Regions from separate parts of the Homo sapiens genome. Here region 1 is linked to region 2. Evidence: chromatin contacts called from ENCODE Hi-C or POLR2A ChIA-PET data. All regions are on one chromosome and are shown on one strand. The core of a region is the stretch at or near the end of the contact, and the rest is flanking DNA. Distances in the headings are between cores, read along the strand shown.

What was found. A loop is a pair of places that touch in the nucleus more often than their neighbours do. ChIA-PET counts read pairs that join two places held with the same protein, here RNA polymerase II (POLR2A). Pooled maps may share reads with other maps.
Region 1: a map of endothelial cell of umbilical vein shows a loop between it and region 2 (9-fold over the local background). The contact joins two enhancer-like sites. A Hi-C loop is called at or near these places in 3 of 168 maps with a recorded cell type or tissue (DLD1, breast epithelium and endothelial cell of umbilical vein) and 2 of 50 pooled maps. POLR2A ChIA-PET finds 5 or more read pairs at or near these places in 3 of 52 experiments (IMR-90, MCF 10A and activated T-cell).

What each region holds. Positions count from the first base shown.
Region 1 is chr22:32,698,929-32,703,495 of GRCh38, forward strand. All of the region lies in intron 6 of SYN3 (synapsin III), which reads right to left. Among named protein-coding and RNA genes, the nearest start is that of TIMP3, 100 kb to the right of the region's middle. Within about 2 kb of position 1,705, at least 9 of the 41 ENCODE cell types and tissues checked have a DNase peak (open chromatin) inside an H3K27ac peak, as active enhancers do; they include breast epithelium, where a contact is called at or near this core.
Region 2 is chr22:32,657,855-32,662,948 of GRCh38, forward strand. The region is part of intron 6 of SYN3 (synapsin III); the gene reads right to left. It overlaps LOC105373002 (a long non-coding RNA gene), which reads left to right. Exons shown (of 4, transcript XR_938176.4): 4 at 2,870-5,094. Among named protein-coding and RNA genes, the nearest start is that of SYN3-AS1, 85 kb to the left of the region's middle. RefSeq lists an enhancer at 3,074-4,273. Within about 2 kb of position 3,582, at least 12 of the 41 ENCODE cell types and tissues checked have a DNase peak (open chromatin) inside an H3K27ac peak, as active enhancers do; they include breast epithelium, where a contact is called at or near this core.

The DNA.
Region 1 (4,567 bases), core at 455-2,954, 39 kb after region 2:
ATCATCTTCATTTTATCTACCCAAGGTTGTGAGGCCCCAGTAGGTCATCCGTGTCCAAAGTTAGAAAGCCAATAAGAGATTGACCGGAGACAAACATCTGGACTTACTCTCCACTGAACCAGACATTCAGCCTTGGCGCTAGACGCTCTGAAACTTGGCCGGGCTTCCCACAGAGCTTGGCCCAGGGTCTCCAGTGGCTCCATTGAGCTTGGCGGAGCACATTGACAGAGTTGGCCCAGAAAGACTCCAGGACAACACCCAAACTCCACAGTGCCCCCACCATGGAGTACTTGTTTTGGGGGGCTTTACGTGATGGAGGGCAGGGTGTGGACAGCCCCTGGCATGTAGGCTGAAGTTGGTTCTGACAACCCAGACCTCCACATGGGCCGTTGGGCTCCCCTGAACCCTGCTGGGCTCAGTTCAGGAGAAATGCTCTTGCCAATGGGCAGGGAGGCTTAGCATTCCACCCCTGCTCTTTTAATCCCCTCTGTGCAGGAATGTTCCACTGCAGAGACAGCAGAGCTTGCAGAGACAGGAGGTGGTGCCAAAAGGGAGAGAGTGGTGGAGAAACAGTTTTGATGAGATTTAGGGTGGTGTGTGTGCAGGGATGGGGGTAGGTGCTGAGTTAGGCTCTACCATGGACTCACTGTGTGACCTTGACCAAGTCACATTGCTCTCGGGGCCCAATTTGTTTACCTTCAAAAGATGAGGATAGACAAAAAAGATACAAGATTCATTTCTGGATAAAGCTGTAAAATTCTAAAAGCTGTTTTACTTGTGAAGTCCAAAGTAAGATTCTGTTTTTCATCTACAGGGCCTCTCCTCTAGAGAGATTTGTATACAAGTGCATTTGTAGGAAACAGGGTGTCTGTCTTAATGGGAATATCAGAGTCTACCTCTCATCTCAGTTCTAGAATTTTAAGCACCTTGAGGCAAGGTCTATGACTCATACCGCCCAGGACATAGAATTCCTCTGAATGTAATAAATAGAAGAGCACTTTGAGGTCATCGAATCCAATCTTCTTAGTTTTAGATGGGGGATAATGGGACCAGAGAAGGGAAGTTGTTCTCTCAATATTATACAATGAATCTCAGGCCCGGAACTCAGGTTCTCTGCTCCTAGAACAAAGCTTGTTCCAACAATCGAAAATTTCTGCCTGAAATTTTGTATACGGTCTCTGAATTCCAAGGCTTTCAGATGCTTCCTCTTTTTAAAATAGGCTTGACTCCTCCCTCCTTTGGGCAACTTTCAGGTTAACTCAGGGATTGACTATGGAGACTATAAGAGTCTTAAGCTCATGTGAAGTCTGTGAAATTCCACAGGCTTAAAGTATCCCTTGGGAATCTGAGAGATTTTGCCCAAGTAGCCCAAGCCTTGGACAGCAGCCTCCCTGGAAGGGATGTGGCTCCTGCATTATCTGGTCCCAACTCCAGCTCCAGGATAGGATCTCTGAGCTGACATAATACGGCCCTATTGTAAACAAGGGAGGGTCATGACCCTCCACAAATGACTAACATGCTAATTTGAAAAGTCTGCCTGGACTAGAAAAACAAACAAGAACAATGAAATTTAAGGCAACATTTTAGACAACCAGGAGGCAAGGGGAAACTCAGAAACATGAAAAAAGGAGTCCCCAACAGCTATTGTCCCTTTCATAAACACTCACTAAGCACCGGTCACGTGCCAACCAATGCATCAGCCAACACAAGAGGAAAACACATCAAGCCAGCCCTCTAAGACCTCACAATTCTAGGGGATTAGACAAGCACTCATATGGCCAGTGCTTCTAGGCTGTAAATGAAAAATAGCTTTAAACACCATGTAATAGGAAGCAGCCTCAGCCCAGATTTCTGTATTGAACTTCAGACCAGCAGCCTGCCTAACATCAACCACTTGGATGTCTCATAGGTAACGCATCTTCAAAACAGATCTCATGGTTTTTCACCCCAAATTTCCACTGTTCTGTTAGAATAAGTGACACCATCATTTACTCAGTTGCTCATTCCAGAAATGGGAATCATCCTCGATAACTACTTCTCCCTCGTTAACTCCTCATATTCATTCAATCAATCCCTAAGTCCTATAAATTCTAAACATATTTTAAATATGCCCCATCTTAACTGCTGCTTCCCTGAAAGCAAGTCAACATGATCACTTTTCTCAACAGACTCAGAATTAGCCTTCTAGAATCCACTGTTGTTTCTAATCTGTTCTCTGCAGAGTAATAATAAGACTGATTTTTAAAGAAACACACACAGTTGATTGAGTCACACTCTTGCTTAAAAAGCTTCAATGAGGACTTGTGATTCCATCCATGAATAATTAGCTGTTACAGAAACTGCCCTCCCACTGATGCAATTACTTAACTGCTCATCAGAACAAAATCTAGTATTCTTGAAATACACACAACAAAATCCACCACCTAAGAACATAAAAATCACAATACCCAGCATCCAGTAAAAAATTACCAGGTATGTAAGAAAGCAGAAAAATATAACCCATAACCAGGAGAAAAATGAATCAACAGAATCAGATCAAGAAATTATAAGAAGGTTGAATTTGTAGACAAGGACCATTAAAAAGCTGCTATTAAGTCTTACAAATATGTCCAAGGATATAAAGAAAAACATGAAGCTGATGAAGAAAGAGGTTAAAGATGTAAAAGGATGCTCATAGAATTTATAGAGATAAAACATATAATATCTGAAATGAAAAATACATTTAAGTGAAATTAAATGCAAATTATATACTATAGAAGACAACTGAAGTTGAAGCTGTAGCAATAGAATCTACCCAATATAAAGCACAGAAAAACAAAACAAAACAAACAGTGCCGCAGTGAGCTGTGGAACAATAGCAAACAGTCTGACATTATGTGTTATTGGAATCCCAGAAGAAGAGAGGGGAGTACAGAAAAAATTATGAAAATATTAATGAAAAAAATGTTTCCAAACAATGGAAATTTTAAACCCAAGAAGCTCAATGAACCTGAAATAAGAAGAAAAAACACAAAGAAAACCATACTGAGGAACTTATTTTTGTGTGTGTGATTTAAGTATTTTCTTGATTTTCTTTCAGGAATAAATTCATGTATTTATTTTCAATATTTTGGTAACACATAATAGATATGGACAATGTAGACAGTAAACAACAAATCTAATTATTTACGTATTATCTTCTGAAGCGTAGAGACTTAGTGACAGGAATGTCTAATCCATTGTTGAGCTCATTGATTCCCAAGATAAAAATAAAGTAATAGAAGCATCGGCCAGGCGCTATGGCTCATGCCTGTAATCCCAGCACTTTGGGAGGCTGAGGCGGGTGGATCACGAGGTCAGGAGATCGAGACCATCCTGCCTAACATGGTAAAAACCTGTTTTTACTAAAAATACAAAAAAATTAGCCGGGCGTGGTGGCGGGTGCCTGTAGTCCCAGCTACTCGGGAGGCTGAGGCAGGAGAATGGTGTGAACCCGGGAGGCGGAGCTTGCAGTGAGCCGAGATCGCACTCCAGCCTGGGCCACAGAGTGAGACTCCGTCTCAAATAAATAAATAAATAGAAGCATCTAAATTAAGGTAGTTATTTTTCACCTATCTTGTCTGCACTATTTATCAGTGATTCTGAAACTAAGAGCCCTCAGACCTGAATTCTTTTCGTGTTACAAAAGATCTTCTGATATCCACTTAACATATGTTAACCTTTAGCATTTGACATTTATTAGTCATGGCTTTCAAATGAAGTACTTAATTAAAATCAAAGTGCCATTGTCTTTAGCAATCCTGAAAGAACTGGGTATGAATTAAAATTAGAAAAAAAAATGACAGTGGTTTTAAGAGTACCATAGTTCCTGTGTGAATATTGCAGTTGTTTGAAAAATTTTATAAAATATTCTTATTATCAAAATCGAATTTAAAGTTTAATGATGCAGTAAAGTTGAGACATTCACAAAGAAACTAGAATAATAACAGTAAAAATTTAGTCATAGCTAAGTGCAATCTAACCAAAATGTTCTGGTCAATTGGATTTCGTTGTGCTAAAGACTGACAAACTACACAAGTAATTAGAAATCAAATATTAGTGAGTGTCTAGATGCTGGGGTTAGTTAGAGGCATTTTATGCTGCCAGATATTTTTTAAAATCACTTCTTGGGTCTCCTTAAATCAGGGTAGATAAAATTATTGCAATTTTTATTTTCTTGAAAAAGTTATCACTAGACTATTTAATACATGTGATTTATACAGAATTTACTCTTTGCTCTTTTATTTTCCTTAAGAGGTAGACTTTGCTTTGGGTTCAAAATTAATAAATAAATTAGAGCAGTTAAATGGTCTAACAGTGACAATTCACTGGGAAAATTAAATCTGGTATTATACACACTCAGGATCTGTACATTTCTGACCCAATGGAGTTAAATAAAGAGTTTTGCCTGGCCGGGCGCGGTGGCTCATGCCTGTAATCCCAGCACTTTTAGAGGCCAAGGCTGGCGGATCATGAGGTCAGGAGACTGAGACCATCCTGGCCAACACGGTGAAACCCCGTCTCTACTAAGAATACAAAAATTAGCTTG
Region 2 (5,094 bases), core at 2,332-4,831:
ACCCTCTCTCCCCTTGCCACCCTAAGTCTCTGGCATTGTGCTGGCACCTTCAACAAACACTTCTCTTTCCCCTCCTGTCTTCCTAGGACAGTGTTTGCATCTTACTCATCCTGAATCTCCCTCAGTGCCCTGCAGAGAGTAAGTGCCTCACACAGTGCTTGATGAGTGGATGAAGGTAGCCTTGTTAAAGCCTCTGGGATGGATTTGAGGACGTTAAAGCATGCTGAGGGGGAGGAGAGAGAAAAAAGGAGGGTGGGCCGGGAGTCGGGAGGAGACCTCTCCATTCTTACGGTGAACAGGCCAAGTGAGGCAGAAGGAGAATAAAGGCAGAGCCTAGGGTGAGGGCAGGGGGGCTGCAGACACCCCTAGAGCCCAGGAGAAACCAAAGGAAGGTGGTCGGTGACGAGCAGGTGGGAGATCCCTGGGTAGGCTGTGCTGGCAGCACCCTGTGCTCATAGCTGGTGTTTGACTTCCCCCAACCCCGCTTTCGGGTGGATGGGTGAGAGAAGCAAGTGTGGCCCAGCAGGCTGCAGAGTGAGCTGGTGTCTGTGAGAGGCAGGGGTCCTCCTGGAGACTGGGCCTTGGGTCAGCGAGGGACATGCTGACCCTGCCTTGGCAGGTTAGAAGCTGGACAGCCAACAGCCCTTCCATGATGGCAAAAATACACATCTCTCACGCTCATTGAAGGCTTTGCAATTTACACAGGCTACAGGATGACTGTGGAGTCGCCCATCCCATCCATAAGGCATTTCAGGCAGGTACCATGATCAACAGATGCTATTACACCCCCATTTGATGAGTAAGGATGTTCGTGGTGACAATGGGATTTAGGGTGAACATGGGGTCGGGATGTGTACAAAGATGAGGGTGCACTTAACTTCCCCTACTGCTAAAAAAGGGACGTTGAGCTGGAGCTTGAAGAATGAGCTGTTGTCCATCTGAGGGAGAAGGCAGAGAAAGGACATTTCAGGCACAGTGAACATGTGTGAAAGGATGGGGGCGTGAGGAAGCATGTTATATGTAGCGATAATAACAGGAATGATTGCTAACATACATTGCGAGCATACCACATGACAGGCGCTATTCGGACTTCACATACTGAACTCAAATCCATTCTCACGACAGCCCAGTCTGGTAGATGCTAGCATGAACTCCATTTTATAGATGAGGAAATGAAGGCACAGGGAATTAAGTGATTTCCTTAAGGTCACAATGAGAGCAAGTGGTGAAGCCAGGACTGGAACCTACTTGAGGGACAGGCGTCCTAACAGTGTAACCAAGGTGAGTAAGGGCTAAGCAGGAAGGGATGAAGTATGTAGCTAAAGAGTTGGAGTGGGGTGATGATAAGGGAAGATATTTAGATTTTATCTAAGAAGCAATAGGGAGCCATTGATGGTCTAAGCAGAAGAGTGTTAGAAAGGTCCATGTGGCACAGGAAAGAGGGAAAATTGAGAGAGAGAATGAAGCCACGAAGAGTGTGCTGGGGAGACAGCCAGATCCTTTATTGTTACATGTAAGCCAGATTGCTTCTTCCATCTGGGTAACCATCACCCACTCTGGAGCTCAACTTCAGAACATGGGTTATACTATTTCACAAACTCTTCCTGGGAGACAAGAGCTCCACCTGGACCTGTGACATGACTGGTACCTCCCACATCACATTCTGTGCACCCAGTAACTGCATTTGGCTCTGTTTTCCTTGGATTGCTAGACATTCTTTACCTCTTTATTTAATGCACTAGGTGGTGTTCCTTTTCACCCTAGGAGCACAGGATAGTATTAGAGTCCTTGAAAAGGTGTTTCAGATATTCTTAGTGGGAAGCTCTTCCACTGGGTGTGACCCTGGACAAATGCCTCCTCCATACTTTTTTTGCTGCCTGTCTTGTTTCTCATATATACATGGGCAGGCAACCTGGATTCTGCCAGGCAACCAGGTGGCAAGTTGGCCCGCCCACCAGTCCCAGTTCTAAAGAGTGGCTGTGTGACTTTGGTGAAGTCACTGTGTCTCCCTGGGATGCATCTGAGAGGAAGGAGGCTGTACTAGACAATACAGGCAATACCTAAACTGTCCTCCAGCAAATCATGTTTGCTGTTTCCAGAATCTTTACTTCCGAGAGTCTAATTTTATTCAATGGTTCAATGTATATTTGTAGAGTCAGGCATGGTGCTAGGGATATGGTGGTGCAAGATAGAAAGAACCCTTGCTATCATTCTCACTGATCATATTCAGTAACTGATCCCATTGAACATCCATGCATTGAGCACCCATTACCTCCTGGATCTGCTGCTAGAGGCTATGAGAGGCATAGAGAAGATGAAGATATGGTGCCTGCTCTAAACTAGCTTTTCCTCCAAGTTCACCTCCTTAAAGGGAGACAGCCAGCTGAATGTGGTCAGGAGGACTCCTTAAAAGGCGCTCCTTTTGCTCATCACCTGTAACTTCAGTCAAATAAGTAGCCGTGCCAAACCTGGTTTCTTTGGGGCATGGCTTCCAGGTCAGTGCGTCTCTGACACTTGCCCCAGGTGCAGCAAAGTTGCGAAATGGACACGGCTCCGTGTGCCCACCAGATGGCGGCATTCTAGCATATTCCCTAACAGCTGGGGTCATTGAGAAACAGCACCCTGTGTTGGTGGAGGGAAGAGACCACTTCCTCTCTAATCCAGGGCCCATTCATACTGATCTTCTGGAAAGTTCTGGGGTTAAGGGGCTGGCGGGGAAGGAATGGTGGTCGGGCAAAGGAAAATGGCGCTAAATGCTCCATCCAACAAACATTTCTGGCTGCCTTCTGGAGCTCCCCTTGTCCCCAAGTCTGCATTTGGTGATAAATTTGCATCATTACTTATTTACCTGTCATTCTCTTTTGTCCAGTTGGCGCCATGTCTATTTCCTCTTGGGATCCATGGTGCCTACGCAGAGTCTGGCCCAGAGCAAGGATTAAGGGTCTTGGCCGAAAAAAAGTGAAGCTTATTTTAAGCAAGAACTTAAAACAGACTCTCACCTAAGGACCACCACCCAGGCGAGGGCTTCTTGGGCCATTAACATCCTTGACCTCAAAGATGGAAATTGCAAGATGGGAGACTGAGAGTGCCGTTCAAGGTTCCCTAATGTGAGCCATTGGAGACATGGCTGGGATCAACTTTAACCTATCTCTGCTCAAAAGGTGTCAACCTTGTCCACATCAGCCAGGATGTCAAGGTGGAGAGGATAGAAATTCCGGATCTGGCTGAGTCTAGTGCCCACCAGAGAAAACTTTGGCCTTTAATCTGGGATTTTTACATCATTTTCTTCTCTAACAGAGGGAGAGAGAGGGGCATGAGTTGGGTCCACCAATTGGGACAAGCAGGTCCAACCTGCTTCTCTGCTGTCTTCAATTCCATTCAGACCCCTACGCCCTGCTGCCTAGCACCTCCACCTTCCCCTCTGGGGCTCCAGCAAAGAGGAAGGCAGTCAGAACCACTCCAAAGGGTCCAATCTCCTTGCATTCCAGCCCTGGCCAAAGTCAGCCCGGGAACAAGTGGAGAGCCCCTCTTGAAGGAAGTGATTCAGAAACCATGATGGCCTGGCGGCCCGCCGTGACTCACAGCACATCAATGGGGGAATTGTCTGTAGAAGCCGAGAATTCCAAAGCTCTTTTCTTTCCTTTCTTACTTACTTTCTTTTTTTTCTTTCTTTCTTTCTTTTTTGCCCTCCCCTTGGCGGCATTGTGCAACAGCAGGGCTGCCCAGAAACATGTGGTTTTCATCATTGGCTCCACAGCTGCCCTAGAGCACTGTGGAGAAAATAAGATGGAGAGGGAACAGGATACAAGGGGACCTGTCGCGGTCAAGCAGGGTCCTTCTCTTTCCCCCCACCTTTCTTGTCAACACCAACATCCTCAAAGAGCATCTGGAACGGAAGGGAATAGAATTTTGGATCTGGGAGAAAACTTAGAGTATGTCTCATCCAATAACTCTATGTACAGATGAGGAAACTGAGGCCTCAAGAGGGGACGTAAGTGGCTTGGCAAATGTCCACAGCCAAGTTGCATCTTGCATCTTGCTGCAGTGACTGACTTTTCTTAGCCTCCAAGTCAGGAAATGTAGTTTGACAAAGGATAATTTTTTTCCATGGAATGTGACAGATGAAAAGTCATACCAAGTTTAGTTATAAATCTCTCCATTGTCCCTTTCCCCTTATCTACCAGTCTAGGGAGTCTGTTTTACCCGGAGTCATCTGTGGGGACACGTGCAAAATCTAAAGGTCTTTTTGCAGTTGTCATCTGATTGGTCATCTCTGTAGCATGTGAATTAATGTCCACAGGTTTCCAGGTATTCCCCCTATGCATCCACTCCTACCTCTGCAACGTCTCCTTTTCGGCATTCTTTTCTCCTCCCTTGGCTCTCAGATGCCTTAGTTCTATAGGGCTGTCTTATCTTAACTCATATCCATGTTCACGGTTTCAGTGGCTATCATTCAGCTGAGGACTCCCAAATCTTATCTATAGTCTGTTCATCATTCCTGAGCTACAGACGTGTACATACAGCTGCCTTCTCAGTGCCTTTCTTGGATTCCCCAGATGGAACTCATCATTTCCCTCCATAGCTCTTTGACTACTTTGATTTTATTACCAAGTAACTATGGGACCAATATAGTCAGTGTTCCAAAGCACATGCTTTGGCATCTTATTGACCTGGGCCTGACTCCCAGATATGCCACTTAACTGGCTACGGGTCTTTGGCCAAGTTACTGACCTTTCCAAGTTCCTCATCTGTAAAATGGGGGTAATAAAAATACCTACTTCATAAGGCTGTCATTAAGAGGAAATGAGTTAATACAATAGCATTAACACAATGCCTGGCACATAATAAATACTCAATTACTGCTGAGCTGTTATTTTTATTATGTACCTCAGCATCCTCCCAACTTGAGCCACACTGAATTCTTAGCACTTAAAATATTTACTGACCACATATGTGTTCCAAGCACTGTGCGTGGTATAGAATTACATGAGTGGATAGATGAATTTTCTGTTTTAAAATTGCCTTACAAAGTATCCCCATTTTACAGATGAGGAAGACAATCACTTTCTGAGAAAAGCAAACAACCAACCAAGA